Linked DNA regions of Homo sapiens: regions 2, 3, 4, 5 and 6 are each linked to region 1. A link is a loop called in an ENCODE intact Hi-C map of the cell type or tissue named here. Cell type or tissue: OCI-LY7. All regions are shown on one strand. Region 1 holds the start of TBC1D5 (TBC1 domain family member 5). Region 2 overlaps TBC1D5 (TBC1 domain family member 5). Region 3 overlaps RFTN1 (raftlin, lipid raft linker 1). Region 4 has its middle 310 kb from the start of SATB1-AS1. Region 5 overlaps PLCL2 (phospholipase C like 2). Region 6 overlaps BALR6 (B-cell acute lymphoblastic leukemia associated long RNA 6).

Region 1 (5,000 bases):
CATTTAAGTAATATGGAGAAGGATTGGTCTTTGTGGTAAACTGTTTCGCAGAACACAAAAAGGTGGTGGGATTTCTTAACTATTTCTGTTTCCCATGAGTCTCTGGTAAAGTTCAAAGTTGTCACTGCAAAGCCTTTTTTTTTTTTTTTTTTTTTTTTTTTTTGAGACGGAGTCTCACTCTGTCGCCCAGGCTGGAGTGCAGTGGCGCGATCTCGGCTCACTGCAACCTCCACCTCCTGGGTTCACACCATTCTCCTGCCTCAGCCTCCCGAGTAGCTGGGACTACAGGCGTGTGCCACCATGCCTGGCTAATTTTTTGTATTTTTAGTAGAGACGGGGTTTCACTGTGTTAGCCAGGATGGTCTCAATCTCCTGACCTCGTGATCCACCCGCCTTGGCCTCCCAAAGTGCTGGGATTACAGGCGTGAGCCACCGCGCCTGGCCCTGCAAAGTCTTTAAAGGCCTAGGCCTAGAAGTGACAGAGAGTAATTTTTGCCATATTTGATTGTTTAAGGCAGGTGACAGGTCCGGCCCAGACTCAAGGGCAGAGGACTATACATGGGCATGAATACTGGGAGGCACAGTTAATTGTGTGCCATAAGAAAATAGTCTACCACAAGGTCTGAATCTTGGGCTGAATATTTAGAATGGGATGCCATTAGCATAACCTGTGTGGTAGCTGAAACTATGAGGTGGGATCAGTCTGTGGGTGTATACAGTGGTAAATGCAGAAAAGAGTCCAACAGCTTTGTAAACATTTGAGAATGGAATCTTGAGGGTTGTCATTTTCCTAGTTTCTCAGAAGCCTCTGTTAATCCTATTTCTTCATATACATTCATCCCAGGATTTTCTGTCATTTTGTTGCTAGCCCCATTTCTTGACTATCATCTCAGTATTCACCAGTCTAACAGTGATGATGACTGGTCTAGCCAGAACTCCCAATTAGGGAGTTTTTACATTTTATTTATTTGATAAATAAATAAATCTGGCCGGATTAAATCTGGCCACAGGCACTAACTTAACCTGTTCAGTTTCTGCAACAGAAAGAGGGGCAACAGAAAAAGAGGGATCTCTGTGTGAAGTGGGGTGTTTGTCCACAAAGGTCTCCCACACAGGCATCTTCCTCTGAAGCTAGATAACCTTCAGAAATCTGACCTTTCTCTGACTTGGTTTCCTTTTCTGGACTAAACAGTATCAATTTTCGTTGGAGCTCTTTGTGAAGATAAGCTAATAAAATACCATAAATCTCTTTTACTAAGTGAAGCATTTACCACTCTAATTAACATTATGATTTAAAGGCTTTCATACTGGGGAAACAAACACCACCTTCCCACGTGCTTGGGTTAAAGGGGATCTTAAATCATGATTATGCAGAGACCAAGGGCAACGATAAAAGTTTTAGACATTCCCTGTGTTCTGATAGTCATCAGACGTTTAGGGAGATACTACAACACTGAAGACCCTGTCCAAGTTTATGAGATAAAGATAGAAACCACAGTCTAGTATTGTGGGCTTGTGAAAAAATAACTCCTAACCTTTATCTTTCTATGGGTTGTACTACAAGGTAGGTCTGCACAAAGTGCTAGTGACTCCTCTAAAGTAGGCAGGGGTAAGTTTCACGGAGAAAGTGACAGATGAGCTGAGTTAGAAGCCTACTCAGCCACAGAAAAATGTGGCATGGAAGGCCATTTACCTGTGACAAGGAAATGTAAATTCCTTGGCAGGAGAGCCAGGATCTCAGGAGAGTCCCTGGGACCCTCTGCTCCCCTTCTCAGTCCAACCCTGGGAAGATAGTTGGTGGATGTGAACCTCTGACTAAGACCCAGGAGCTGGTTCCCAGCCTCCAGCCGCGCGCCGGTTGGAAGCAGGGAGAGAAGGGAGGGGTAAAAGCCCTCAGGCGCATGCGCTCAGCAGCCTGCCGGCTCAGCCAAGGAGAGCTCTGCCCGCGGCTCACTCCCCACCTACTCGCTTCTCGCGCCTCGCGGGCCCCAGAAACCCGGACCCGAGAGCGAGCGCGTTGCGCTCGCGCGCAGACTTCAGGTCCCGTGCGGGCGCCTGCGCACGAGCTTCCCAGGCGCGCGGGCCGCGAGGTTATTAGAGGTGGAGCGCGGGGAGGGCGCGCGGCGGGAGGCGGCCGCCGTTACGGCGCGAGCGTGGTCACGTGGCCGCTGGTCACCGCCGCCACCCCCTCCCGCCCTGTTCTCTTTCAGGTCGGGCCGGGCCCGGCCGCTTCCGCGAGCGCCCTGCAGACTGAGGGAGAGAGAGAGAAAGAGGAGGGGAGGAGGAGGAGGATTCAGGGAATAGGAGCTGGGGAGCCCTTCTGCGCCACAGGTAAAATAAAATAATGATGATGATCGTAAAAAAGCCCAAGCCCTCTGAACGCCTCCGCCTTCCTCCAGTGCAGCCCCACATGCAGTCGTTCCCGCCCCGGCCTCCCACTCAGCCTCAGGACAGGTTTCGCCCCCCTTCGCGCCGCTGCTGCAGCCGCAGCCGCCGCCGCCTTCTCACGGGAGGGCCTGAGGGTGCCGCCGCCACGGCGGACGGGTTGCCGCACCGCCCCCCGTTTGTGCGCCTCGGAGTCGGCGTCGGGGGTGGATGGCGGGAGGGGTGGACCCTTCAGCTCCCTGGCGGGCAGGGCGGGCAGGGCGAGCTGGGCGGGGTGGCTGCTTGCAGTCTGCCTGCTTTCCCTGCCCCAGGAGGTCGGGGTCTAGACTGGAAGGCCAACTGCAGTAAAGGCAGGGCCTGGCGGCTGGACTAGTGCTCAACTTCCTACTTAGTAAATTTCCATGTTCATTTGGGCCCCGGGAAGCACGCTTCCTTCCCTAGCCGGAAGCGAAACGGGCCCTGAATCCTCAAACCTTAATAGTCTTTAGAAGAGAGAAGCCTTGACTTCACTTTTGAGGAAGGGAACCGTGACCTGGATTTAGTACGACTTAAGTTTATTCACACGTAAGAAACGGAGGTCTTTCAGGATAAGAGCAAAAAAAAAAAAAAAAAAAAAAAAAAAAAAATTCGCAGGGAGGGCAAATCCCGCTCCCCACCCCGACTTTTCCTGGAAAAACACACAGACCTTCACTACAAGATTCGATTCTACAAGTGACCTAGAATTTGTTCGATACCAGTTACTCGTTTTAGTTACAGGAATTATAATCTGTGTTTAAAGTTAACATCCTGTAGGTTTTTTTCGAATAATAACTTTCTGGAAAGAGTTCATTTGTCAACTCTGAATTGGACAAAATCCTAAGATTTTAACATGCAGGTTTCACACGTTTGGACCAGGTTGCCTGGAATTTCTAGACCCGGTAATTCTTTTGTAAACCTTTATAAGTGTTGTGCTCTTGCACAAAATACTTAAAGCAGGAAGCAATAAATAGGTATTGTTGAAAAATGAGCCTTTGCTATCGGTGGCAAAGAAATTCATTTATATATTGGTTTTTCTCTTTGGGCTTTTCTGATTCCGTGTCTTGGTACTTTTCATACCATATCTCTGAATTCATTTGTAAACTTGAGCATTTTTAATTTTTACAGCTATCTGCAGTATCACAGAACACTCAAACCTTAATGTGGGTGGGAATCACTTGGGGCTCTTATTAAAAATGCATTTTCTGGTTCAGTAGGCCTATGGTGCATTTTGATATTGTACATTTCTGATAACATGTGCAGCTGGACAAGGGACTATCTTTGAGTAGCAAGGAAGTGGATAACTTGTGTGCAAATAAATAAAGTGTTGTATTTATCAATAAACATGTTCTTTTTAATAACTCACCCCCGGGTGTAGAGGTGGCTTGGGAGAAGGGGCAAATGGCAGGATGAACTGAGAAAGCTTTCAGAGTGAGCAGGCTGAGTCTGGATTCCAGGGGAGGGGATAGGAAGAGTGCAAATATTGTGTCTGTATGCTGTATGGTGACTGCATCACCTGGTCTGTGAATTTTCCATTAGAAGCTTGGTGTGCTGTTAGGTGAAAGACTTGCTCAGCTATGCGTCATTGGGTTTTATCAACATATAGGCGAAAAAAATCCTGGTCTCTGAGTGTACAGCTGAGATGAAAATTTCTTTTATTGGAGGAAGTATTGAGTGTGTGCTCTCAAATGCGGCCTCAGTTGAGTAGTGCATTCCTGAGTTTTGGAAGCAAATTTGCAAACAATTGAGAGTCGTACAGTGGGTGTTCTAACTGGATTCAGGTTTTTTCTAATGTAATTTTTTCACACGTAAATTAAAAAGTTTAGAAATGTCACACATAACTTCATAACACTTTATGGAGAAATGGTTGTACTTTTAATTTTTTTCTTTTTATTTATACTCCAACTGACTGAGCAGAGGTTGTACTTCTAAATAACTTTGTGGAAGTTTTTAGTACCATAATTTTTATAATTTTCATTCCAGTCCTTTGATATTTATGACAGTACTTCTGAAGCGCTTACTGAGTGCCGGACACTGTTGTAAGTGCTTTACGGAACTTGACTTTTTTTTTTTTTTGAGACGGACTCTCGCTCTGTCGCCCAGGCTGGAGTGCAGTGGTGCAGTGGCTCGATCTCGGCTCACTGCCACCTCTCCCTCATGGTTTCAAACACTTCTCCTGCCTCAGCCTCCCAGGTAGCCAGGATTATAGCCGCCCGCCACCACTCCCGACTAATTTTATTTTGTATGTTCTTTTTTAGTAGAGACGGAGGAGTTTCACCATGTTGGCCAGGCTGGTATCGACCTCCTGACCTCAAGTGATGTGTCCATCTCGGCCTCCCAAGGTGCTGGAATTACAGGTGTGAGCCACTGTGCTCGGCCTACCTTTTTTTTTTTGTTTTTTGTTTTTTTGAAAAGGAGTTTCGCTCTTGTCCAGGCTGGAGTATAATGGTGCGATCTCAGCTCACCGCAATCTCCGCCTCCCAGATTCAAGCGATTCTCCTGCCTCAGCCTCCTCAGGAGCTGGGATTACAGGCGCCCACCGCCATGCCCGGCTAATTTTTGTATTTTTAGTAGAGACGGGGTTTCACTATATTGGCCAG
Region 2 (5,000 bases), 550 kb after region 1:
TCCATTCACCAACATCGAGAGGAGAATGACCATGTCTTCTAGGGCATTTTTTAAAGGTAGGTTTGCCAGATAAAACACAAAATGCCCAGTTACATTTGAATTTCAGATAAATAATGAGTAAATTTTTTAGTATAAGTATCTTATATTACATGGGACATATTTATACTAAAAACTTTATTTGATGTTTATATGAAATTCAAATTTAATCCTATGTTCTATGTTTTTATTTCTAAATATGGCAACCCTATCTTAAAGGCGTTTTCAACAGCTACTCACCAAGACTTCCTTTATGTCTTATTGGCCAAAATTCCTAGATTACCCTTAAATCCATCAGGCCCAGCCACTGCCCACAACTGTAGATTGGGTTGGAGGGGGCTCATGGCTGCAGGGCCCTCTTGGGAAGGAGACACAGGGAACACCAGCCCTAGCCCCTATAAAGAACAATAGTACAGGTAACACTTCTGTTTCATAAACACTGAGTGATACCATGATGTCTAGACTAAAACTTTTCTGCAATTACCTTTCTGGAAAAAAATATAAATTTGATTTTCATGAATGTATTTATCTTCATTGAACAGTCGTCTTCAGAACTGTTCTTTTTTTCTTGAGACAGGGACTCATGCTGTCACCCAGGCTGGAGTGCAGTGGCACAATCTCGGCTCCCTGCAACCTCCACCTCCTGGGCTCAAGCAATCCAACCCCTTCTGCCTCCCAAGTAGCTGGGACTACAGGCGCGAGCCACCATGTCCAGCTAATTTTTGTATTTTTTGTAGACATGGGGTTTCACCATGTTGCCCAGGCTGGTCTTGAACTCCTGAGCTCAAGTGACCTGCCTGCCTCAACCACCCAAAATGCTGGAATTACAGTCATGAGCTACTGCACCCCATCCAGCGGAATTGTCAGTTCTGAGGTGACAAATGTTCCCCAAAATCACTATGCTATGCAAAGACATGCATTAAAAACCACAGGGAGTCTAGGCACAGTAACTCATGCCTGTAATCCCAGTGCTTTGAGAGGCTGAGGTGGGAGGATTGCTTGAGGCCAGGAGTTCAAGACCAGCTGGGACAACATAGCAAGACCCCATTTCTACCAAAAAAAATTAGCTGGGCTTGGTGGCACACACCTGTAATTCTAGCTATTTGGGAGGTTGAGGTGAAAAGATCGCTTAAACCTAGGAGTTCAGGGCTGCGATGAGCCATGATCACACCACTGTACTCCAGCCTGGGTAACAGCGAGACTTTGTCTCTAAAATAGTAATAAAAATAATAAGATAAAAACCCCAGGGCTTGTGGGGAAAATTGGATCGAGGTACAACACTAAAAAAAAAGGTCATCAGTGCCACATGAAACAAAGTAGGAACCTAATAAAAGTGGTAGAGTGGTTTTACACGTTAAGTGATTAAGAAATAAATAGTGCAATAAATATGATACTTTACCTTGAAAAATACCTGAAGCTCAGTTGCGGAAGTGGACATTGGAAGGGTTGCAGCTTGTGAGTCACTGTGAAGTGGTGGAGGAGAGTTATCTGGATGGAATCTGATGGATTTGGTTATGGAAGTAGCCCATAACACACACGGAATGGAGGTAGCTGGCAGATATCTGTGTTGCATGCATGTAGGCATTTTGTGTATTCCTGCATTCCTACGTGTAGCTGCGTTCATCTATGTGGAGTTTTCTGCATTCACCCATTATTTCTTGAGGATGATGTTGTGTGTAAGCAAATGTGAACTTCGGGTTATGCTCAATTATTCCCTAATACATTGATCTCATTGAAACAAGTTCACATTTTCAAAACAAGCATTATAACGGAACTGACTCTATACAGTTCATGACATGCAGCTTCTGGATTTGGCGAGTTGGAGGAATGAGAATATAGAAAGGTTACACTCTACATAATTTTCTTGTTCTCAAGTAACAAACCCATGTTAATTAGAAATTTTAGAGTTAATCCATTTTATTAATGGTCAACATATACCCAAAGTATTTCACGACACCAACGTGTGCATCGTGTATGTCTGACTCATATGCTTTGACTCCTCATCAGAATTCTGCAGGAGCCCTTCTCCCTAGGATAAATCCCTCAATTTTAAGGTATGCCCTGTAGGGCCCTTTACAGTCTCACCCTGTTCAGCCTTATCATTAGTCCTCCCTCTTACTCCTCCCCAGCCCCTCAGGAATGCATAGCTGTTTCACTTCCCTTAAACCAAGCATGCTTTCTCATACTTCTGTGTTGTTTCCCTTCACTGTCTCTTCTGACCAGAGTGATTGATGTAGCCACAAAATAGAGTCCCTTCCAGTCTCAGCCCAAGCACCTTGTGTCCCATGGAGCCTTCTCTGCTAGGAGCTTTCAGCACTTGTAATAAGTAGCTGGGGCCCTAGTTAAGCTGCAGATTTCAGAGCCCCTCCCCAAACCTAAAGCAGCAGCATCTTGAGATGGAGGGTGTCCTACGTAATCTGCAAATGTTTCCCGTTTTGAATGTCAGAGAACTACTTGTGTTTACTTATAAGGCTCTTGCAGGCGCTTGTCACTGTATCTTCTGTGCCAGATATTGTGTCTGGCACTCAGTAAACGTTTAGGAATAAATGAATGCTGTTGAGGGTTTTGTGTGTTGTGCAAGTATTGAGATGTCTTAGGCTTTGCTCTGGCGTCCTCTAGAGCCTGAAAAGTTGCTTCATTTCTCAGCAGCATTTACCAACCACTTATTTAAAAAGCTAATAGGAATTGTTGGTATTTAGTGAGAGATGGGGTATAACTTAAGGGATGAACTAACAAAAGTATGATAGGCATATGAATAAACCAGGCAATTTAGAGAATTATTTCCTTCTCACCTTTTTTTCTTTCCAGAAGTCTCAGAAGTGGTAATGTTTATGTTAAAAAAAAAAAAAAAAGAAAGAAATATCAAGGCTGTTCCAAAACTTACTTGCTTTTACCAGTTGTTACTTAAAGTAGTTCTTAAACTGTACTTGATCCTCAGCTTGGATTTGCTGCAGGGTACGGTTTTTTGTCTGTCTCTATTGGGACATTATAGAGGTCAGTTAGCCCAGAGAATAAGTTGTGCAAGTGTGTACATTTCATCTTCACACGGATCAATTAGCTTTGTCATAAGAAAAACAGTCTTGGCTCAGGCCCTTCTATCTGGGCCAGCCATTGTGCAGATGCCTACCCTTGGTGCCAGGAACAGCAAGGGAGAGCACGCAGATGGTTTTGCCCAGCCAGCATTGCTATGAGAAACTCAGCTGGAGGCCCTGGTGCTGGCTGGCTGGTTTCATCAGTTGGTCTTATCACGTGTAAGTGGGGAGGGGGAAAACCCTTGTTAAGTAGAGTAACATCTGTGTTTATTGTCCTGGTGGAGGAGAGAACTACATGGGTTTCCAAATGATTGGTCAGGTTGCCTAATTATAAAAACACAACACAGAAATGACAGCATAAAAGCCCAAAAGATGGGAGCATTTCTCCACAAATGCCATTTAATTAGACTCCCATACATAAGCACTTCTAGGAGACACCTTTTATACCTTTTGAATTTTTACAGGGCTAAGAAGACATACCATATGCATATAATTATTTTAAACTGCAGTTATAGGACTTTTGCAAATAATGAGGTTTGTAACTCTGCAAGTGAGGTTTTATTCTTCCTCTGGTTACACCTATGTGAAGTTGGTCCTAATTAAAGGTTTTATTTCAATTTCCAGTATATTTATTCCAGATTGTAAGCTTATTTACTTTACTTTAGATATTTGTAGCACATGATCCTGTTTTCTGGCACCGTTCTTGTCTTTTCTGTTTACTTTATTATTTTTTGTAGGCAACTTCTAGGAAAGCAAAATTAGATTAAAATGGCTCACAATGTTAAAATGGCAGTAGGTATAAAAGCATGTTTCTAAAGGCTAAAAGTTCTTAATAAATATTACTTATGATTTTTTCAGAAATCATATATTCAGAAAGATATCTTCTGAAAATCAGGGATGAATTTAAATACCATGAATTATGGAAGTATTTTTGCCATTTCCTTTTCATTGCATTTTATGTTTGAAAAGCATCTTTTATTCTCTGATACTTAATACACAGCCTTTGTCAAAAGTTACAGAAGAGAGCATGCATAATCCAATAAAATTAATTCATATTTCACTTGTTTTTAATGAGAAATTGTATAAATGTTTGTGTTTACAATAGAATAAACTGATATCTAATGGTCTAAGAATTAGCTCTAAATAGAATAATAGAGCTACTCAGTACAAAACTAACTCAGGGAGATTGGAAGGCTCTCCTGGAAGCTTGTCACCCTGCTTCTCTCCCCGCTGCATCCTACTCCATGTTGAGAAGAGGTCTTTCGGACTGTCACCAAATACGCTTCTAACCATGCAGCCATCTGTTAAAATTGCCTTAGATCAGATAGATAGTAAAGTACTTCACAGCCTTCCTAGAATGACGGGAAGAGATATTCAGAAGTAAATATTAATAGAAGGTTAGCGTGAGATGAGTTATTTAAATCCTTGCCATCCAAATTGTGGTCCATGGACCAGCTGCATCCCATCCCCTGGGAGATTGTTAGAAATGCAGAATCTTAGGCCCCAACCCAGACCTACTAAATCAGACTCTGCATTTTAACAAGATCCCCAGCTGATTTTTATTCATATTAAAGATCGAAAAAATTGATATTAATAACATTAATTGAATACCAAATAAGGAATGAGATTTTCTACATATAAAGCAAGCTTCAAATATATCCTAGTGTGAGCATGTTCTCCTTGTAAATGGTGGCTAAGTGCTAATAGTTATAGAACACCTTCTGTAAGTGTGTCCTCTGTTCTAAGCATTTTACATGTATTAGCTATTTTAATCCTCAAGCAACGCTATAAGGTCACTGCTAGAATTGCTTCCTATTTTACAAATTAGAAAACTGAGGGAAATAGAGTCTGTGGTTAGCGCTATCTACAAAAGAAGTTATTAGTCATAACTGGGCAATGAAGAATTTCTGCCTTATCAGGTAGACCCGAAGA
Region 3 (5,000 bases), 1.4 Mb after region 1:
TGTGGGAGAAGGGCAGGTGTCTGTGTCCAAGCCTCTCCAATTCCTCCAGTCCCAGTGAGGAAGGGGAGGGCTAGGATAATGCCCTGTGTCTGGAGTCCTCGCCTCTTCACTCTAGATGACAGCAGTCTCTGCAGGGCCGCAGAAGCCCAGGACTGATAAGGAGAGAGGTTAGAGATACCGTCTTTGTGCCCCATCCTTTGGCGCACTTGCCATATGTAATGTCTAAACTAAGTTTCAGTGCAACTGCAAAATAAGTGTGTTTTCACTCATTTTATACATGAGAAAACTGAGGCACAGAAAGTTTATATAATCTACTCTGGTTCCTCAAGATGGTGAGTCACGTATCTGGGGCTCCACATCAGGCCTTTCCAAAAGCCTTTAAACTTCATGCTATTTCCGTGACTCTAGTTGAGACTGGCCTATGGTTGAGCCCTCCATGGAAGCAGTTATTAAAATGCTTCAGAAGTCATAGCTGTTTCCTCTGCAGTAAGAGAGTAATAGCAGAAGCTAGTGCAGGTGTCTCCTCATTTCATTTGAGGGCTGTAAAACCCATTGCCTTTCTCTTTTGGCATATGTTGCCAGAAAGCTCAGAAGTATGCTTTGCATGCAGTGGCTTTCCTCAGCCTCCAAAGTTCTTTGGTATAATTATTTCCCTGCTATTTTCTTTTAAAATTTGTGTTGCTGTGCCTTCTTTTAGGAGCTTTATAGAATAATTTTTAACATAGGTGGATATCATAGATTAATGAGGGAAAAAATTTTCAGAATGGAATAGATGGCTTTAAGATTTTTTTGTCTTTTGTTTTTTTTAACTTTTGAAGAGTGAATTGAGCCAACTCGGGGCGTATGAGTGGACACATACATGCCCATAGACATGTATGTAGTTGATGCTTTGACATGTGTCCACTGAGTCTTGTGATTAAAAGAATGAACTTTGGCCCAGGCCAGACCTGGTTTTGCACTCTGGCTACTCACTGCTTGTTTTATGACTTTAATGTCTCTGGGCTCCAGTGTCCTCATCTGAAATGGAGACAATGATACCATGCAGCATCATTGAAGGATGAAACGTTTTGTTGTTTTAATTTATGTAAAATGCCTAGCTCAATGCCTAGACATAGTAGGTCTACAGTAGACAGTAATTACTACTATTCTTATTTTATGTCTAGCACAGGCTAGGATTTAAAGACTGGACTGCATGTTTGCAACTGCAGTTTTCCAGGTTGCGCAGTGTGGAACAAAAATGACTTTCCATTTAATGTCAGGGTGGTTCTTCCGAGGAGAGCTGTCAGGGCAGCTTCTCCTTTAGAGAGAATACCTCTGTGCTGGCAAAACTGACTCTCAAATGAGGGTAGATTATCATTGCAGAGGCCTCAAGATTTTCTGAGGTCATCTGCTTAGAGCTTGGTGACTAAGACTTAGACAGCTCTGAGGTCTGCACCGCCTTATTTATTTGTAAAATGACTTAAGCATCCTTGCCTGGAAAGTCCCCTAAAGGCTACCTTCTGGCTTTGGCTGGCTCTTGCTTTATTTTATTAGGTTATTTATTTTCAATTTTTCTTTCAAACTTATGACTTACATTCAACCCAATTGCCTTGGGCTATTTTTTAGGGAGAGGGAAAGTTCAAGTACCTCGGTACTGCAGGTGGGTGTTCATCCCCCATCCCGTTGGTACAGGGAGTGAGAAGGAACCATCACCTCGCTGCTGATGGTGTGGACCAGGACTTGGAGAGCCAAGAGTCAGTCTGTGGCTGTGGGCTGGGCATGATCTGTGGGCTCCTTTGACCTTCCCTAAGCCTGAGAGCACCAGGGAGCAAGGTGTCCATCAGATGATACCTCTCAGGGAGGATTTGCCCACAGCCTTGGCACAGGGGTGATTTTCCCACCTCTGCCCTTCTCTGCCAAAACTATTGTCCAAAAAGGAAGCTCTTTGGGCCATAAAATGCCATCTGTTGTTTGTATATGGTTATATAGACAAGCTGTAGTTATACAGTAGCCTGATGGGCAGGAAGTCAGTGATTCGTCCGAAAAAAAGTGACAAAAAAAACTAAACTCTTAATAAAACAAACTTCCTCCTTCAAACTCTTTGTTTAGAACTTTTTCCAGCCTCTTTAAAAAATGTTAATAAGGACTAGTGTAGTGTTTCAAAGTAGTGATTTCAACTCTTCAAAGCCAAATGCTTTATCTTTCCATCAGACAATATAGTTAAAACAAATTAAAAAAACTGTCTTCTTCAGACTAGGGTGTGGGGGCAGGTGCCCCTGAGGACATGGAGTTCCTGTCAGCTTGGAATTCTTCTCCTGCACCTGAAACAGCCTCGCAGGCCTCGGGGAGGCGCTTTGCACGCTGCACGTGTCCCTTTGATAGACCATTTCATTCACTTGTTTCCCTTCCTTTTGTTTGCCTCACAGATCCAGGAGGCTGCAAGCCAGGGCCTGAAATTCGTTGGTGTTATACCTCAGTACCATTCCTCTGTGAACTCGGCAGGCAGCAGTGCTCCGGTGTCTACTGCCAACAGCACCGAGGATGCCAGAGATGCAAAAAACGCACGTGGGGATCACGCGTCACTGGAGAATGAGAAACCGGGGACTGGGGATGTGTGCAGTGCTCCGGCTGGGAGAAACCAAAGCCCAGAGCCCAGCTCAGGCCCCAGAGGGGAGGTGCCCCTCGCCAAGCAGCCCAGCTCACCCTCCGGAGAGGGAGATGGTGGAGAACTTTCACCACAGGGGGTGAGCAAGACACTGGATGGACCGGAGAGCAACCCCTTGGAGGTGCATGAAGAGCCACTCTCAGGGAGTAAGTATGTCAGCAATGGGAGTTTTGACCCACTTAAAGAGCAGCTAACAGCTTTTCATTAATCCCCATGGTATCTCAGAGAAAAAGGAATGGAATTTAGAGTGTAGAGACAGCAGTCCATCAAACAGGAGAAACTTTATCAAGCAGTTATCTGTGCCACCTGACTGTTTACTTACTGAAGTTATGACTTCTGGGGAGTTCAGAACCACATGAAATTGACTTGCAGTTTGCTCCAAAATGTCACGTTTGAAGTGGATTCTAGACTGTGAGCTCTTTTATCTCCTGTGCTCTCGAAATTGCCCTTGAATTATCCAGTTTTCACACAGGAAGTGTCAGCCTGCCAGGCACCGATGAAAACCTACACACCACCTGTTAAAATACTTGCCTAAAGCAAGACATTTTACAGCTGAGCAAACTGGGGTTTAGAGAGGAAATTTGTTGCCCAGTCTGGAAATAGGCAGTTCGGGCATATGAACCCAGGTGGACTTACCCACCATCCCTTCACGCCTCTCTGCTTGGTCTTTCCTGTGTGATAGACTAACAAGATTTGCCGAGGCCCTTAATAAGATTTACAGGGAGCAAAGTTTCCCTCCGTTTCTCTGTATTTCCTTTTTCTCTACTTTCTTCAGGAAATCAACCATCCATATTTCCCCCTTTCTCCAGGAAATCTAGCATCTGGTCATTTCCTGAGAGCAAGGTACTTACATAAGCCATGTAAGTAAGAACAAGTATGAAAACTAACAGAAGACCCCCAGGGCTTAGGAGGGCTTTCTGTTTAGGCCTTTCTGGATGATCTCCCTGGTTAATATTGTTATTACCATTTATTTACGAATTCTTGAATTTAGCCTCTTACAAGTGATAATGAACAGGTGGTGCTTCCAGAAGGGAAAACAAGGAGAAACAGTTTCTTTTGTTACATCAGAACTTCTTGAGAGGAAAATTATGGGATGGTTAATTCCAGGGGCTTATTTGCAAAGTTGATTTAGAGGGAGATATTGGAGCTGCGTCAGTTTTGTGATGTAGTAAGACTATTGTTTAATCAAGGCATTGAGCCTTCTTAGTATGCACTGAAGTAGAGCCCTTCATCTGTGTGATTTTTCGCTGTTTGAGGCACATGCCTGCTGCCCTCATGAAGTAGCTGAGCATGCATTTAAGCCCAGTGTGTCGTCCTCATGAACGCCCAGGTCTTAGTCCAGAAACCTCCATCTTCTCATGGAGGCTGGGCTGGATGTGTGTGCTCTGAATCCTGGGCAGGAAGATGGACCTCACTGGAGTCCTTCTGTACGGTCCAGGACTGTGGGAGGGCGAGAGTCAGGCCAGGCAGAGGCCCCCAGGAGAAAGGGCAGGAGTGATGGAGAGGTGAGGAGCATGGTGCTCAAGAATCTAGAGTATACATTCCGGCCTGCCTTCCGTGCCTCAGTTTCTCACCCTTTGAAATGGGGATAGAACGATAGTTTCTCATGGAAAGGTTAAAGTTGTACATTTAAAGCACTCGGCACTGTTTGACTCATGAGTATGAGCTGCTATTATTGGGGTACAGGCTCAGTAGTCCTGACACTCGACCTCCACCTCTCATGGAATCCTGGCTTTGAGAAAGGAGGCAGTTACTATTGAGGTTTCCTCAGTAGCTTTCAGATGCTTCCTGTGTTCCAGAGCCCACCTTCCTCCGATACTCCTTCCAGACTTCCTGCCTCCTGTGAGAGGATTATTCACTGGGGAAACTTGTCCAAGGAACTTCCGCAGGTGCCCAGGACCTTCTTGCTACCCCGTGGCCACTCACCTTCCTCACCCAGAATCTCCCCTGATGGCTGAACACAGAAAAATTGACACCCAAAGCATCTTGGCCCCTATCCCATCACCCAAGTCCCTGTTCTCTCCTGGAGAAACAGACCCTGCTGGGGAGGAATGGGTGAATGTGTGTGTTTCTGGAGGTGGTCAGCCCACCAGTGGATGAGAATTTCAGCTCTGCACGGGTAGGCCAGGAGGAGGGATTAAAGCCTCCTTCGAGCCCAGTCTCCCTAGGCAGGTAAACACTGCCTGTCTCTACACATAAAGCAGTCCCTTTATCTCTCTGCTCAGGCTGCGAATCTCTGAAATTTAGGCAGCTCACTATTATCCCTTTTCCCTCCTTTGATGGAATAGATGAGCTTTTGGGTTTTTCATACAGGGATCATTTCACATATAAGCCTTTCAGTGGTCACGATGGCAGT
Region 4 (5,000 bases), 1.0 Mb before region 1:
TTGTGTGTATGTGTATGTGGGTATGTGTGCGTGTGTGAGACAGAGAGACATGGGGAGTGGGAGCAGGAGGAGGGGTTGCATATGTTGTCTCGTTTGAAGACAATCATATTTAATGGAAATAATGTGGCATTCTGTGGCATAATAAGGCAAAAGAAAAGGGCAATACTGCCAGCTGCATTGTGGGTATAGGCAAAATCCCTGACCTGGTGATAAGACTGCAAACTATTGCGCCAGAAAGAAAATTGTACAAGAAGTAAATTATCTTGCCCAACCCTCCCTACACACACACACACACACACACACACACACACACACACACACACCCCTACCTTTAAAAGAAGCATAATTGTTAATCTGCTCTTTAGTAGAAAAGACAGATGTTATGGAAATAGTAAGCCACACTCTGCTAAGAGTGTTCTGTGGAAAGAGATTCCATAGGCAGCACTCTACACGGGAAGATTTAGGCAATTAAGCAACCGTTGTGAGGCATGCAGATGAATAACACATGCTAAATTAAATCAATACCAAACACTGTGTTGGAAATAGGTTAATTGTTTATTTTAAACTTCATGGAAGGAAAAAAAAAAAAGGAAGCAACAGTGGAATTTGTCAACTACTTGGAGCAGTATACTGGCCTGGATTAACCACAGCAGCCCAAAGCACAGTGTGCCCCATAAAGTCCTGTGTATGGGCCTTTTAAAACATTGTTTCTACACTTAAACAATAATTCCAAATTTATTTTAAAGAAGGTGGTGGGTGCATGTGGGATTTGTATAAATTTAAATATCAAGATGTTGAAATATTGCCCAGTAATTATGGATATTCAGGCTGCGTCTAAGCCCTGAAATTTGTGCTAGTTTACCACATTTATCCGCGTAGACTTAGAGAAGAAGAACAGAGGGGCTTTCCCATTTGTCATCTAAACTGATTGATAAGTAAGAGTCTGCAACATTATGTGAGTGAGTCAAAGGCAACAGCTGTCAAGAGATATCTTTATGTCATTTCAAAGAGTTAGGAATTTTAAATATTGTGAGGTACAAAAGGGCTGGTAGCTGATGAATTTCTTTAGTGGAATGTTTACATGTGCAGAATAAACAAATGCATGCTCTGCTGTTAAAACAACAGAGAGAGCAACAAGGGGATAGCCTATAGGTTTTAGTATGTATCCCATAACCCCAAATGCTCATTTTTGCATTTGGAAGATGCAGAAAACAAGTAAGAGAAGAAGGCTCTCTTACTGAGTGTTTGAAGGCTGCTACCATGCTACATAGTTGTACCCAGTCATTATGCTTAATTCTCTTCATGAGTTTGTGAGAAGTGACGTATTAGTCTCATTTTTTACCACTGAGAAGACCAAAGCTCAATAAAGTTAAATGACCTAACCAAGATCACATGCTTGTCAATAGTGAAGTTAGGCCATGAAACCTGTGTCGGACCAACTCCTAAGCCCAGGATCTTTTCATTACTCCAGCAAGCTGCTGAAAACAATCTCAGGAAATGTTTGTAATTACAGCTCTGAGCCTGTATCATGATCATCCATATGCTGTGTGACCTTGTATTAACTATAGGAAGACAGTTCTTCTCTAAGATAATCCCAGGGTAAGTGAATATGTGTCTCATATACCCTTCTCATCACTTCATTACCAAGATAATTTGGCCAAATTGAAATAATGATATTAGATTCATTAAGCATATATGTGTTAATTTTGATTCCTTTCTATATATTTTTAGAACATCAATTAATGCAGCAGACTCATTGACAGGTAATTAGTAACAATTACAAAATGATCATAAATAAAATAAGACTATTCAGATTAAAGATATAAGTACTACTGGGCACCTAAGGTGACCTGCTTACAGAATTAGGGCCTTGAGTGCCCTAGCAGTAAAGTGGAAAAGGGAAATATGTTGTGTTACTGCTAGAGTTCCACATCATTGACCATAATGAAAAGAGCCACCTGCAGGTTCAGTTTCACCCTGGCTCTCGGCCAGTGATAACTGAGTTTGAAGATAATTATGTATGTCTTCACCACCAGCAAATGTTGGGAGAAAGGGCCTTGTGGAGTTACTATGTCCTTTTTCAGATTCCTCATTAGTGGCATAAATCATGGTGTTAGTCTGGGGTTCCCATGTTAGGTCTCCAGACACCAGGGTATCTTTATGGGTATCATTCATCATATGTCTCCTTTGTTCTTGCTGAAGCAGGAGATGGGGTGGAGGAGTGGGTAAGTAGAAGAGGATTTGTTTCTTTTACCTCCACTCTGTGATGTCCTGGCCTTGTTTCTATCCTCTCCTTTCTACATCAGAAGTTCTCCCAGGATAACACTCAACTAGGGCACGGCACTTGTAGTTAGTATGAAAAATACACATTTTTTTTTTTTTTTTGCTGGCAGAGATAAACTTTTCTTAGAACTCAGGAAAGTATTTATCACATGAATTCCTGAAAATAGGTATTTTATTTAATAGTAGACAATATATTCAACCTGGATTTGGGCCACCAAAAAAAAAAAACCTAAAAAATAGTACAAAAATAAATGGCACTTCTGTTCCTTAAAATGACTAAGGATTTCATTCATCATTACAGGTTTCAATATAAAATTCCATACACAGGACATTAAAGCTGGATCATTTTAGTTCTTTACTAGTTTCATTCTGTCATAGCTTATATGTATCCTCTGTCTATTTAAAAGTGAAGGTAACGAATTTTGGAACTGTGGAAGCTTAGAGCTAGAGAAGAATTCAAAGGTCATTTCATCCAGCCTTGTGACTGACCAGTGAGACAATGAGAAATAACAAACAAACAAAAACAAAAAACCCTGCAGCACTAAGAGTGTGAGGGGGCCAGAATGAGAACAAGGAAACCTTCCTAACCCCACAGGTGCACCTGTGAATATACTCTTTTAGCACCATGCTGTCAGGGGGCAGTGCCAAAGATTACATTAATGAATGAGTAGACTTGGAAAGAGATTGCTACTGTGTATCAGAAAAAATATGTTTGCTGAGTATTCTTTTTATTTTATTAAGCCTTTCCAAGAGTGCCTGACACATATAAGAATCAAATATTATTGTTACCTTCCACCCATTGTAACTATTGCTATTTTACCACAGGCTGTGTGATCCCTTGACAGGGATATGCCAAGGAGATTTAAGCATCAAGATAAGTAATTGGAATCAATACCATGCCAGCGAAGAAATGTTCTGTGGTGATGGTGTCACACAGTACCAGTGACATCTTGCTGATTTGCACAAGCATCTTACTTGTAGAATGACATCAAAATATTCTTTCAGAGATTCTGCTGTTCCCGTGTGTGTGTGTGTGTGTGTTTGTGTGTGTATATATATATGATTAAATTTCTCAATTATTAATATGAGGGAAGCTTTTAAGCTGTTTTCTTTCTTTGTATTCAACTCCTTTGTTGTCCCTCCCTCCCAATTCTGCCTCCCAACACCCAGGATTTTCCATGTCAGTCAGTGACAACAGTGATTATCCAATTTCTCACACCAGAAATTTGGAAATTAATCTGGATTGCTAATTTTGTCTTTCTGGCATTTTCAGTCCATCAACAAGTCCTACTGATTATACCTCCAAAATTTATCTTTCATCTTCTAGTTCCTCTTCATTTCCACTGCCACTGCCTAACCACCAGCATGTCTTACCTGGGCTATCAGGACTGTCTCTCCATTATGCAATAGTATTCCAGCTTTTTTTCTTGCTCTGCCTTCTATTGCAGCAGCCAAAACTATATTCTTAAAAATAAAATTAGATCATGTCTCTTTTCTGTGTAGAAAAACTCCTAGTTCATTTCTGCCTCAAGGTCTTTATGCTCTGCTATTTTACTAAAATGATTTTACACTCTTCACATGGCTAGTTACTTCTCAGCTTCCAGATTCCAGAATCAATGTCACCTCCTCAAAGGTCTTTACTACCCATCCCTTCTGCAGTTGGTCCCTTTGTTATTCTCTCTATATTTGTTTCTTTTATAGTGTTTGTCACAGTTGGTAATTGTTTTGTTTCTTTGTTTTTAATCTGTCTATTCTACCAGAAAAAAATAAGATACATGAAAGGGAAGGACTGTGTTTTTTTATTCATCACTTTATCCCCATAGCATATAATGAGGGTCCATAAATATTTACTGAACGAATGACTGAATGAATAAATGAATGAAGTGGGTCAGTGGCCATAAGCACTTGGAGCTACTTTTAAAAAGATGGCGATGAGACAAAATGGAAACTGAGAAACATCCTGTGAAATAATATTGAAGGTTTCTGCTTTCTTGTGTTGAGGAACAATGACTTATTCATTTATTGTTCCAGTACTTAGCTTAGTGCCTAAACAGCACACAGACTTCAGAAACATCTACTCCATGAATGAATGAAGTAACAAATGATGGGAACTTAAAGTTAAAGGAATGGTGTACATCTTGCCCTTTGGATGAACGGTTATGTGCAAAAACATGGCAGTTGTTTTGCAATTAAGGGTATTGTTGAATATGTCATTATGCAGGCAATGATTAAGAGTTCTTTTATTAGAATTCATTGTTTAATACATAGAAAGCAGGAGTCAGGCTTCTGTTCATCCATTTCTAACCTAGTTATGCCAGTGTCTTCTTTCATAATTACGAGCAGCTCATTGAACTCCTTGGAATCTCAGTTCTTTCCCTTTTTAAAAAGTTTGGGCATTCATGCTACAATCTGATTAATAACAAGGTTAATATCAGTAGCACAAACACTACTACTATTACTATTTCTAATATTAACACTAGCAAACTAATACTGAAAACTTACCATATAGATATGGTTTTCTGATATTATTATATTTAATTATCTTTACAATTGTAGAAATAAGACCACAAACTCATAAACATAGATTTTTTTTTTGTTTACATGAACTCCTAATTGAGGAAGAAATGAGGAAGACTGCCCACCCACCAAAAGCAGAGGCCATCACTTCTCATATCTTAATATATTAACTTTTAGGGATTCTTTCTTATATGAGTAAA
Region 5 (5,000 bases), 850 kb after region 1:
AGTCATGCGAAAAGTACTTGCCCTGGTCCCGAAAAGACATACAAGAAATCAAGCAGACAAGATTTCACGCACTTTTTACAGAAAAAAGAGGAGAAAACACAGTCTTCTGGACACATTTAACACTTCAACCAAGCAGAGGTGCAGACCCGAATCAGAACTCATGACTCTCAAGTTGCAGCTCTTGGTCTCCACAGGCCAGCTCCCCAACTAGTGTCCAGGTCTCTGGTGTGAACTTCTGCACAGAAATTCAGGGAATTCAGCCTCTGTACCTACTTGATACTCTGTTGTTGCTGTTTTCAAACATGACCCCAATGGGCTGCTCTGTTTAGATACAGCAGAAAAGCCTAAGGCTGGACTAACAGTCCTCTCTATGTAGAAAAGCAGCCCTCTTGTGAAGGTAGATGCTCAACTGTTCCTCTCCCTGCTGAGACGCTCCATCCATATACAGGCTAAGCTGTCTGCTGGTGTTGTTTCCACAGTGGCCACAGCTCCATGACATGCCTTGAGGCCAAGATTCAACTCACCACTAAAGTGAGAATCATGGTGCAAAGGGCATCCCCTCGATAGTGACAGATACACAGCACTCTGCAGCTTACTGTACCTTTCCTTGTTCCTCCATTCTTCTCTCTACCACCTTTTGAAGCACAACCTCCTGACAAACACGCCCCAGCACAGCACTAATGGTTACTGCCAAGTATTACTGCCAAATGGCCTGCCAAGGCGTGGGTCCCCGCAACCCCCTCCCCCTCCACCCTCCAACCCCTGCCACAGCTGGCTGGGGCCTCTGGCCCCAAGCAATCTCCTCATGTTATCTAGACAATTATATCATTTTCCATGTGTGACCTGGTGTGGAAAGGTTTTAAGTGCCATTTTGGAACATAACTAATAGATCCCGTGGTCCCTGTTGTTCCCAGGAATGACGGCCCTGAGAGTTGCCAAACTGTATCTGGGGACAGCTTTATCAAGCCCTGTTATTTTGGTGGTATCTTCTAAGCCATCCTCCACCTTGTCTTACTTTACTGTCTGGCAACCAGTAATGATGAGGACAGGTCAGGGCCACTGCCACAGAGGCCACACATCTCACCAACTTCCCAGTAAGGAGCCCAGTAGAACGCTTGCTATGTGGCTATGTGCCTGTTTCTCTCGCACTATTTCACTCTCTTGCTTCCAGACCCCTCCGGGTAGCATTCATACCCGGCAGCTATTCCTTAGGACAAAAGGGCTATTTAACTATTTTAAAATCTTTTTCAACAATACTTTTTTTCCTAACAATGAAGATGGGTAAGATCTGGCTAATTATGCTGTAGGAAAGGAAACCTCTCTTATTCTTCACTTGGTAAATATTACTGAGTACTGAATGTTCCAAAAAAAAAAGGCTGTAGATTTTCTCTCCCCAAAGAATATTAAAGTTCATTTCTACTACACCTCCCATTTAGAATACGTAAATAAAACTGCCTGTCAAAGGTATATGTGTTAACAATTGTGTCACAATCAAGATAGGGACAGCTTGAGAAAACTTTGCTGCTGCCAAACTGTTGGTGCCTCTCCGGCCTCTAAACAGGGGTCTCCAAGGACTTGGCCTTCCCCTCAGGTCACTACTCTTCCTTGGTGCCTACTCAAGACAAGTGAGGGGCACAAGCTTCTTGGCTAGAAGACTCATCCTTGTCAATGTGGAAGAGAAAAAAAAAATGACCTAAAAAAATAAATGGGAATGACAACCTCTAATAATTTGTGCAGTCCAGTTGAGGAGAAAATGAGTACACACTGCATAACTAAGGTTACAAACAAGTAACGACTGAAATCTTCATGTTACTGCTTTGCAGCCAATAAAATATGTTTTATAGATGCCTCAGGAGTTCAATGTTCATTCCTCTTTACCGCGAAGGTCAGCATGGCAAGAGGAAAATGCTCTAGCATTCAGAAAGTACACATTCACGCAAAGGTCATGACGTGCCAACCCAGATGTCAGCCCACCCTCGGGCGGAGCACTGGAGCATCACCAGATGGTTCACATCCTCCCCGCATAAATCACCCTTACAAACAGACACCTGTCTGGCAAGTGCCGATTTATAATCTTCTGTGAGTAAACAGCGTTTTTACTACACTCATTTAGCAAAGTGAAACATCCAATCACCTCTCTCTAGAAATAGTGCTAGTGCCTCTGCCAAACTAATTCTTTCTAAAGACAATTTTTCCTAGGGAGGCTCCTCCTTCATGCTGCAGAATGCCATGGGTACACCTATATAGTTTCTCTTGTGAGGGATGGACAAGAGCCCAGGGACTCGCCAGGAACTACAGGGACTAGGAGCTGCACAGTAATGATTAATCAAGGGGGATTAAGGCTCCAAATAACCAACCCAGGGCCTTTTTTTTTTTTAATTGACATAATTTTTACCTTTACCTAGATCAAAAAAAGACACATAGGGCAGACTGTCATTTTCACATATAAAATCTATTTCTCCAAATTTTACTAAGGAATTATTCCCCTTCATTGACATTTTATATCCCCTCCAAAAAAGGGCAGCTCGACTCCCTTAAAGAAAAACTCCACCGCGGCAAGTTAAGGTTTAATCCTGCCCCCTACACCCCACCAGCCACATGCTCACCAACTATCATCTGCAGGATTCCGGGAGCTGTTTGTTCTCTCATATCTAACAGAGCTACACAGGGAAGTCGAGAACCCAACATATAAGAAAGGTTTCACAGCTGTTGTTAACCCTGGCTATACTTTAAAATCTCCCAGGGCACTTTAGGAAACCCCCAGAGGTTCTGATTCAATTGCAGCCAGGTGGGGTCTTCACATTAGTATGTTTTAGAATCCAGGTAATTCCAATGTGTCTTAAAATGACCCATCTGAAGATTATTTCCCCTTCGTCCTTTCCTACCCAAAAGAATATTTAGATTAGGCAGAATAAGTGTTCAGTAGAGCTAAAACTCTCTGTTGACCGACCACCTGAGATCCTAGGTATGCTATTACTTAGCAGTGATCAAACAACTCTCCATTTTGTCCGTATATCTGGATAACTGGTTTTGCTCTGTTAACTGCTTTTGAGACCAAAAAGCTCTATCTAGAAAACTGTTATGTGAAGAGCAGGTGCTCCACAAACGAGTGGTTCTCAAAGTTTTATTATGAGCAGCACATTTTCAAATATTAAAACTTTCGAGTGCACCTGAAGCTCAAAACTACACTAAACAAATCATAAAAACTCCAAGCAATCACGACTGCAGTGTAAGATGACTGCAGTGACCAACACACTCTTCACTAATGTGTCAACTTTCCACCCAGGCCCAGCTCCTTTTGTGCTTTCAGTATATTCCAAGGAAGATCCAGTCCTCAGGCTCTTCCAGCAAGCTGCCCCTCTCTCCACCCACCCCCTCTCCAGGCCATCAACTAGTGCAGGGCTTTAGCAGGTCTCACCACGTACAAGTGTCCACAGCAGCAGAAATGTTTCACATGCTGATCCACAGACAGCAAAAAACTGTAAAAGGCACGGCCCTAAATAGTGCAGGAGGAAGTAACCAATTGGTATCTGAGTTTGATTAATGTTCACAATTTAATTGTTTGAATAAACTTAATTTGTTGCAGTATGATAGACTTCCAGAAAAAAAATCCTAAGTGTAAAACCTAATGGATTTTTACAAAGTAAACCCACATTTGGAATCACCAACCAGATGCAGAAACCAAACATCACTGGCACCCAGTAGGACCCTTGCTTCCTCCCTCAATTATTATCCCCAAGTGTAACCACTATTATAACTTCTACCACTCCAAATTAGTTTAGCTGCTTTTGAACTTTATATAATTATAATCAAAAATATGTATTCTTTTGTGGCTGGTTTATTTCCCTTAGCATTATGCTTGGGAGACTCAAGCAGTGCATAGGGCAGTCATCTGCTGTTTCTGTTCTTTCTTCCTTTTCCTCATAGGATTCCACTGTATGATACGCTATTTTATAAGATAGGCATTTGAGTTGTTGCTTTCAATTTGGGACTGTTAGAATTAATGCTGCTTTAAGGACTCTTGGAAATGTCTTTCAATATACATATGGAGTAACTCCTGTTAGGTATATACCTAGCCAGAAAGACAGTGTGGTAAGTATATAAGGACTTTATGTGTATGTAACAAAATAGACTCCAAAAACAGACCCATACATAAATGGCCACTTGATCTAGGATCGAAGACCAATGCAGTGCAGTGGGAAAGAGATTCTATTTTCAAATAAATGGTGCTGAATTAATTGGATATTTATATGGAAAGAAAATCTTTAACCCTACCTCACACCACACACACAAAATGAAATCCAGATCTAAACATGAAAAATAGAACAATAAGACTCCAGTGGTTAAATAAATGACTATCTTCATAGAATTAGGCTAAGTAAACATTTCTGAAACAGGACTCAAAAATAATAACCATAAAGAAAAATACTGATACACTGAACTTCTCTAAAATTAAGAATTTTCATTAAAATATACCCTTTAAGACAGTGAAAAAGCAAGTCACATACTAGAAGACATTTTCAACATATATCTATATCGATATAGATACATGTTTCAACATATATCTATATCGATATAGATACATGTTTCAACATATATCTATATCTATATAGATACGTGTTTCAACATATCTATATATGTTGAAAATGTCTTTTGTGATATATCACAAAACATATATATCATCTGAATAATTACATTGGCATTTAATATAAGCTATTAGCACGGATTGATAGAAATAAAAATCTAAGCGATATCCTTTATTTTCTTCAATAATAAACATTAAACCATATAAACAACTTGAATATATATATATATCACAAAAGACATATTCAGAAAATGTAAATTAAGTCCTACATACCATTTTTTTNAAAATAAAAACAACCTGACTTTTTAAATGGGCAAAAGACTTGAACAAGCATTTTCACAAAAGAGAATATCCAAATGGCCAAGAAACATATGAAAAGATGTTCAACATCATTAGCCATGAGAGAAATTCAGCC
Region 6 (5,000 bases), 480 kb before region 1:
GAGCTTATTATACTCAGAAATCTGAGAGCCAGATAAAAGAGAGATCTTGCCTCAACTTCTCTGACAAGGAGATAGGAAGGAATAGTGTAGGCCCAAAACTTTAGGGCTCAGATCCTGCAAAAAGTCATCACTCTTCATCTATTCAACTTCCTGTCTTCATAAGTATTAATTTTGAAACGAATGCGTAAGTTGAAGCTTTTCTTTAAGATTGACTATACTTTGTCAAATGATGGAAAATGCTTTTAGCCAGAAAATCTATTCTTTATCATAAGGCACTCTTCATAATGGCTTTTTAAATTCAATGTAATTTGTTTTTGGAGTACAAACAGGTTCTGCTGCTCAATTGGTAATTCAGGATTCGTTTTCAAAATAAACTAAAGACACATTCGTGATCACCACATGTTACTGAATGTCTATCCAAACATCTAACACGAAAGTTTTGAAAAGTTAATTTTCTGACCATTCCTCTGGTGTCATTCTTAATTCTGTCACCTTGACATCATGTTGACTCCTTCAGGAAGCAGTGTTAAGAAAAGTGAAAATGTGTCATCAGGCAGTGTTGTGGGTGAATGTACTACTCTGACAGCATTAAACTTTTATGGATGTGTTTATGTATCATACATGTACAAGTCAGCAAGTCTGTATTAGAAATAATCTGCAGAAGCAATAAATTAATGCTGTATTACTAATATTAGTTTACATGTTCATCAAATGGCTCCATGTTTGTGACCAAAATCCCCCTCCACATGAGCTATCCAGCCTGTTCCTGCCCTGAAGCTGGCATGTGCCCTTTTCAGCTCTGAAAAACCTCAATTTGCATAAAGGTCCTCAGCCATCTGAATTAGCTTTGTTTTTGTGTGGAACTGTAAAGGTTGAGTGGTAAGGGCTTAAAGAATCTCTTAAATAATTAAATGGAGTAAACAAAGTGACATCTTGAAGAGTGAGTTTTTTTTTTCTCCCCTTGGGAGAAAAATAGCAAATTCCTTAAGATAATACATTAGATAGAAAGGGGCAAACATTTTTAATGAATAGAGTAGGGTTTGGAGGAGTGTTGAAGAAGCAATGCAGGTTTTTGGCTAGCTACTTCTGGTGCCAGAGATGGTTTTTGGGGTCTTCTTTATCAATGTGGTGGCAACATCTGTGAAAAGTGAAGATTTAAAAAACAACATTGCAGGCTGTTACAGAGGATACTAAAGATGCATCACTAATGACATAGAAGGGTGTGTGTGTCTACATAGGAGAAAATGGAGTTACCTCTCTCAAAAGTGTTTCATGAAAGAACAAAGATGACTGCAGGACATAAGGGATTTTTTTGAGGTATCATACTGTTCTGCCCACCAGCTGATGATGAAGCTATAGATAATTTTCAAAAAAGATAAAAATTAACAAAAAGTGAAAACAGGAACATTTTCTGATGCTATTGATAACTTAATGAAAATGTAAAGAGACTTATGTGAAACTGAATTTTATTTTCCAAGGGATAAAGGAGAAACGTAGACTTCCAGAGCAGGTTCATTTTTGCTATCGGAAGTATAGCTGAATAAGGCAGCCTCAAATGAAACCTAGAGCCAAAGGTTTTCTTCATTCCCTTCTAGTGTGTCCATAACTCTCCTGGAATCTGTGAGCTTGCAAGACAATCTAGCACACATTTGAGCTTTCAAGATGCATGGCACATCCAGACTCGATGTGGTGTTAGTAGCTCCTGTCATTAATAAATTCCTTTGCACAGTGGCTTCAAACTACCTGTCCACCAATTGCTTTCTCTGTTATTTGGTTCCCCTTATTTCTCGATTTTCTGAATGTCAGAACTTGGCTAAACAAAATGAAATACAACTTTCTACATGTAACCCTTTTACTTCCTCATTTCCACATGGCAACATATTTTCTTACTCCAAACACTGCAGTCCTTAAAATTCTACTCAAAACCTCTTTCTTCTATAAACTTCATTCAGTTTCTTTTCATTTCTTATAGTATCCTTTCAGAATTCATTCATTCATTCATCAAACTTTTTTGGAGCACTTACTATACATAAGGCAAAAAAAAATAGGATCGGAGACTACAGAGATGAACAAGTTGCATTCTCTACTCTCAAAGAATAAATCGTCCAACTGTCTAGACGGGCAATAGATTGTGGTAACTGCAGTGAGAGAAATATCTAGGAACAGGGGAGTGCACCTGAGGGGGTGTCAGTAGAGAGACAGGCTAACGCGGAAGTTTCCTGAAAGATACGATGTCTGTGATGAGTCTTAGAAGATGAGTAGAAGTCAGCCAGGCTGGGCATCCCAAGTATGAAGGTTAGTACCAAGCCTGAAAACAGTATACTAGAACTTCTCTTCACATTGACGCTTTTGTTGCCTAAGTGTTCACAATAGTCTGTCTTGGTTCCACCTTCAGGCTGACTTCAGACCATCTGAGGGAGGAATTAAGTGAGATAATGGGTTTATCACAAAGTGGTGGGAGACAGCTTCTAGAATTCTTATTATGATTATTAAACCTGGTTTCTGCTTTATCTCTTATTTTCCTGAAGTACCATTAAAGTGCTCTAAGTACCCAAATCTTGCTATTGGTTTCTTTACTCCTCTCTTGTCACTCTGGTAGCAGGCAGGGCAGACCTCGGCTACCAAAGTGAGAATGAGGACTCAAGGAGGAAGTGAAAGATGGTCACAGAATCAAAAAGCATCCCCAGACTTCCTGTTGGGAGCTCTCTGCTAGTGTCCCCAGGGTGTTGACAGTAACTGTTCTGGGGGATGAGGCGAGGGAGGGGTGCAGTGGGCTGCAGAAAGACACAGCAGCTGGCTTCATTACTACATCCCTAACAAAGGGTCTCTATAAATCAGACAGGAGGGAAGTGTATGTTTGGCAGGGGGAGGGAAGTTGGTGGGTGCTTGCTCTTTGGCAAATGGTTTAGAACTCATTGGGGCTTACAACCATAATCTACTGATTTGGGAGCCATGGACAAAATCTTTTCTTTTCTAAGCGTTATACTAACAGTGAATATAGATTTTGTTTTCTGGTTTAAATGTGAAGCAAAAAGACACATGATATGATTTTTAAGTAATATGTTCTTAAGTCTATTTCGTTTTAAGCAACTCATCTTCACCAAAAGTGCATCATTAAAACTGGTGGTAAATATATGTATACAATTTTTAATATAAATCTGCCTCTCAATCAGTTTCCACATCGCCTGTACATTTATATCAGATCTCTGAAGCCCACTGAACATTAGCAAGAGAAGTGTGAAAAGACAGAAATAGTATCCAGTCCTTGCAGAATGTCTCATTTAGCGGAGTGGGGAAGCTGAGGGGAAGAAATAGTAGTAATATTTTTTGTGTGTGGCCCCATTACTTTTTCAAAGCATTTTCCACCTTTAATTTAGTTGTGACTTCCAGCTGTTTTTGACAGATGGGAACACAAAAACAAGTAGCAGCCAATCAAGTGACACCCAAGCCACGTTTCCTATAGCTGCTGTATCCCAGGCTTAGTCTTTGCTTTCCTCTGCCAAATCCCTCTGCTTTCTTCACAATGAATGCAAGTCTCTGATCACACCTCAAAATAGCCAGCACATTCCTCAGCCTAGCTTTGTGACCAACGTCAGGCACCCAGAAAAGCTCCAGGCAGAAGTCACGAATTTCACAGCCCACTGGGACCAAAGAGGTGATTTAAGAGAGGAAAGTGGGCAGGGTGGAAGACAGCATGAAGAGGTGGGAACCCAAGAGAATGCAGGCCCCCCTGAAATACAGTGCTGTGATGGAGTGGACTTCAGAGGGCCGATTATACACATCTCTTCCCAAAGCTCTTTTCGGTGTCCTCATCTTGGTAAGTCAAAATTGACCATTTACGCCACAGGAATTGTCAAACATTGCAAATCAGGGCTTCCACTCCACTCCCAGAGAGTTGGTTATTAAACATTTACTTGCACACCAATGCATAAGAGCATTCAAATCCAATTCTTAATTACTGGTGTATGAGCCAAACAAAACTCATTTGCTCCTGTGTCTGCCCCAAGGCTCCAGGTTTGAGACCTCTGCTCTAGGGGTTAGGCTGTCTTTGGCATGGTGACAAATTTGAATCTTTGTTGGTTCTCCTACTCTTTCCTTCTTTTCTCCCCTCCCCTCAACTTTCTGACTTCTGAAGGAAAAGACCAATAAAGTAGCTCTACAAAATTACTATAAAGGAAACAATCTAAAGGAAAGAATACAACTTACCAACAGGTGTTTGGATAACTTCAGTCTGAGTTACATTCTCTTGGTTGAAACTCTTCGGCCCACCTCTATTGTTAACACCTGTGAAATTGTTCAGTCAAATAATCCCACAGCCCTCTCTGTCTCTCGAATGTGTAGTCTGTTATATTTCTTGTCAATGAGGCAGCACAGAATTCATTTAGAGGGCCATGTGAAGTGTTTGTAAATAACAAATTAAGATTTAGTTCAAATATCTCTGATGGGGTCTTGGTGTGCTTACCAGGTTTATGGATCTGTCTCATGGGAATGCACTTTACAAAGTCGCATTTGTGGGTTGTTTATCCAGTTAATAAAGGTATACATTATATATTTGTCATAGATATGAATGGAAGAAAGGGAAATAATCACTGGAAAAAGCTGTTTCAGATTTTTGCAAGTTGAAGTACTGTGTTAAAGAAAATGGAATAATATGACAAGTATTAGATACTTCATTAGCTAAAATAAAAATAATCATAAGTATTACTCTATTGTTTTTCTTTTTGTGAAATGATTTTCAACCAACATTGGAAAAGCTTGGTAAACAAAACTCGTGGACTGTCTAAAATCAGGTTCTTACTCTGGGGTTCACAGACCCAGGATGTCTGTGAACTTGAATGTAAAAACAATTACAACATTATTTTCACTCATTTCCAACTGAAATTTAGCATATCCTTCCATTATGAATAGAGTCAACAACCTATGGTACTATTAGCAGTACCTGTCTGTCACTAATAGAAATCACAGTTTTTTTTTTCTATGAAATTACAGTTGCTGTAGAT

Evidence for each region. A loop is a pair of places that touch in the nucleus more often than their neighbours do. Peaks named below come from ENCODE experiments on the same cell type or tissue, not always from the same donor. Only the 100,000 strongest peaks of a DNase experiment are listed, where the experiment ranks them.
Region 2: a loop joins it to region 1, with 13 times the contacts of the local background. A loop is called at or near these places in 3 of 110 quality-filtered maps.
Region 3: a loop joins it to region 1, with 5 times the contacts of the local background. A loop is called at or near these places in 2 of 110 quality-filtered maps.
Region 4: it touches region 1 in a loop (6-fold over the local background); 3 of 110 quality-filtered maps call a loop at or near these places.
Region 5: a loop joins it to region 1, with 4 times the contacts of the local background. A loop is called at or near these places in 2 of 110 quality-filtered maps.
Region 6: a loop joins it to region 1, with 5 times the contacts of the local background. A loop is called at or near these places in 2 of 110 quality-filtered maps.

The regions. Positions count from the first base shown.
Region 1 is chr3:17,739,812-17,744,811 of GRCh38, reverse strand. TBC1D5 (TBC1 domain family member 5) reads left to right here and starts at 2,181. Exons shown (of 23, transcript NM_001349074.2): 1 at 2,181-2,331. LOC105376975 (a long non-coding RNA gene) reads right to left here and starts at 1,868. Exons shown (of 2, transcript NR_135536.1): 1 at 1,694-1,868. RefSeq lists enhancers at 1,765-1,834, 1,792-2,495 and silencers at 1,955-2,264, 2,495-2,694. In OCI-LY7, no CTCF peak of the experiment used is centred here; DNase peaks (open chromatin) are centred at 2,031, 2,641, 3,941 and 4,471; H3K4me3 peaks cover 4,215 bases; H3K27ac peaks cover 4,202 bases.
Region 2 is chr3:17,193,643-17,198,642 of GRCh38, reverse strand. The region is part of intron 19 of TBC1D5 (TBC1 domain family member 5); the gene reads left to right. Among named protein-coding and RNA genes, the nearest start is that of PLCL2-AS1, 140 kb to the right of the region's middle. RefSeq lists a silencer at 2,046-2,095 and an enhancer at 2,276-2,385. In OCI-LY7, a CTCF peak has its summit at 2,646; DNase peaks (open chromatin) are centred at 2,232, 2,632 and 3,272; H3K4me3 peaks cover 1,890 bases; H3K27ac peaks cover 3,458 bases.
Region 3 is chr3:16,375,508-16,380,507 of GRCh38, reverse strand. It overlaps RFTN1 (raftlin, lipid raft linker 1), which reads left to right. Exons shown (of 10, transcript NM_015150.2): 5 at 2,406-2,790. Among named protein-coding and RNA genes, the nearest start is that of OXNAD1, 110 kb to the right of the region's middle. RefSeq lists an enhancer at 1,474-1,563. In OCI-LY7, CTCF peaks have their summits at 2,123 and 2,322; DNase peaks (open chromatin) are centred at 487, 1,987, 2,427, 3,197 and 1 weaker place; H3K4me3 peaks cover 4,735 bases; H3K27ac peaks cover 5,000 bases.
Region 4 is chr3:18,748,669-18,753,668 of GRCh38, reverse strand. No RefSeq gene overlaps it. Among named protein-coding and RNA genes, the nearest start is that of SATB1-AS1, 310 kb to the right of the region's middle. In OCI-LY7, no CTCF peak of the experiment used is centred here; DNase peaks (open chromatin) are centred at 1,958 and 2,888; H3K4me3 peaks cover 2,763 bases; H3K27ac peaks cover 3,843 bases.
Region 5 is chr3:16,894,679-16,899,678 of GRCh38, reverse strand. The region is part of intron 1 of PLCL2 (phospholipase C like 2); the gene reads right to left. Among named protein-coding and RNA genes, the nearest start is that of PLCL2, 12 kb to the right of the region's middle. In OCI-LY7, no CTCF peak of the experiment used is centred here; DNase peaks (open chromatin) are centred at 1,988, 2,678 and 3,072; H3K4me3 peaks cover 2,347 bases; H3K27ac peaks cover 3,479 bases.
Region 6 is chr3:18,221,458-18,226,457 of GRCh38, reverse strand. The region is part of intron 4 of BALR6 (B-cell acute lymphoblastic leukemia associated long RNA 6); the gene reads right to left. Among named protein-coding and RNA genes, the nearest start is that of SATB1, 200 kb to the left of the region's middle. In OCI-LY7, no CTCF peak of the experiment used is centred here; DNase peaks (open chromatin) are centred at 807, 2,277, 2,697, 4,287 and 2 weaker places; H3K4me3 peaks cover 4,329 bases; H3K27ac peaks cover 4,714 bases.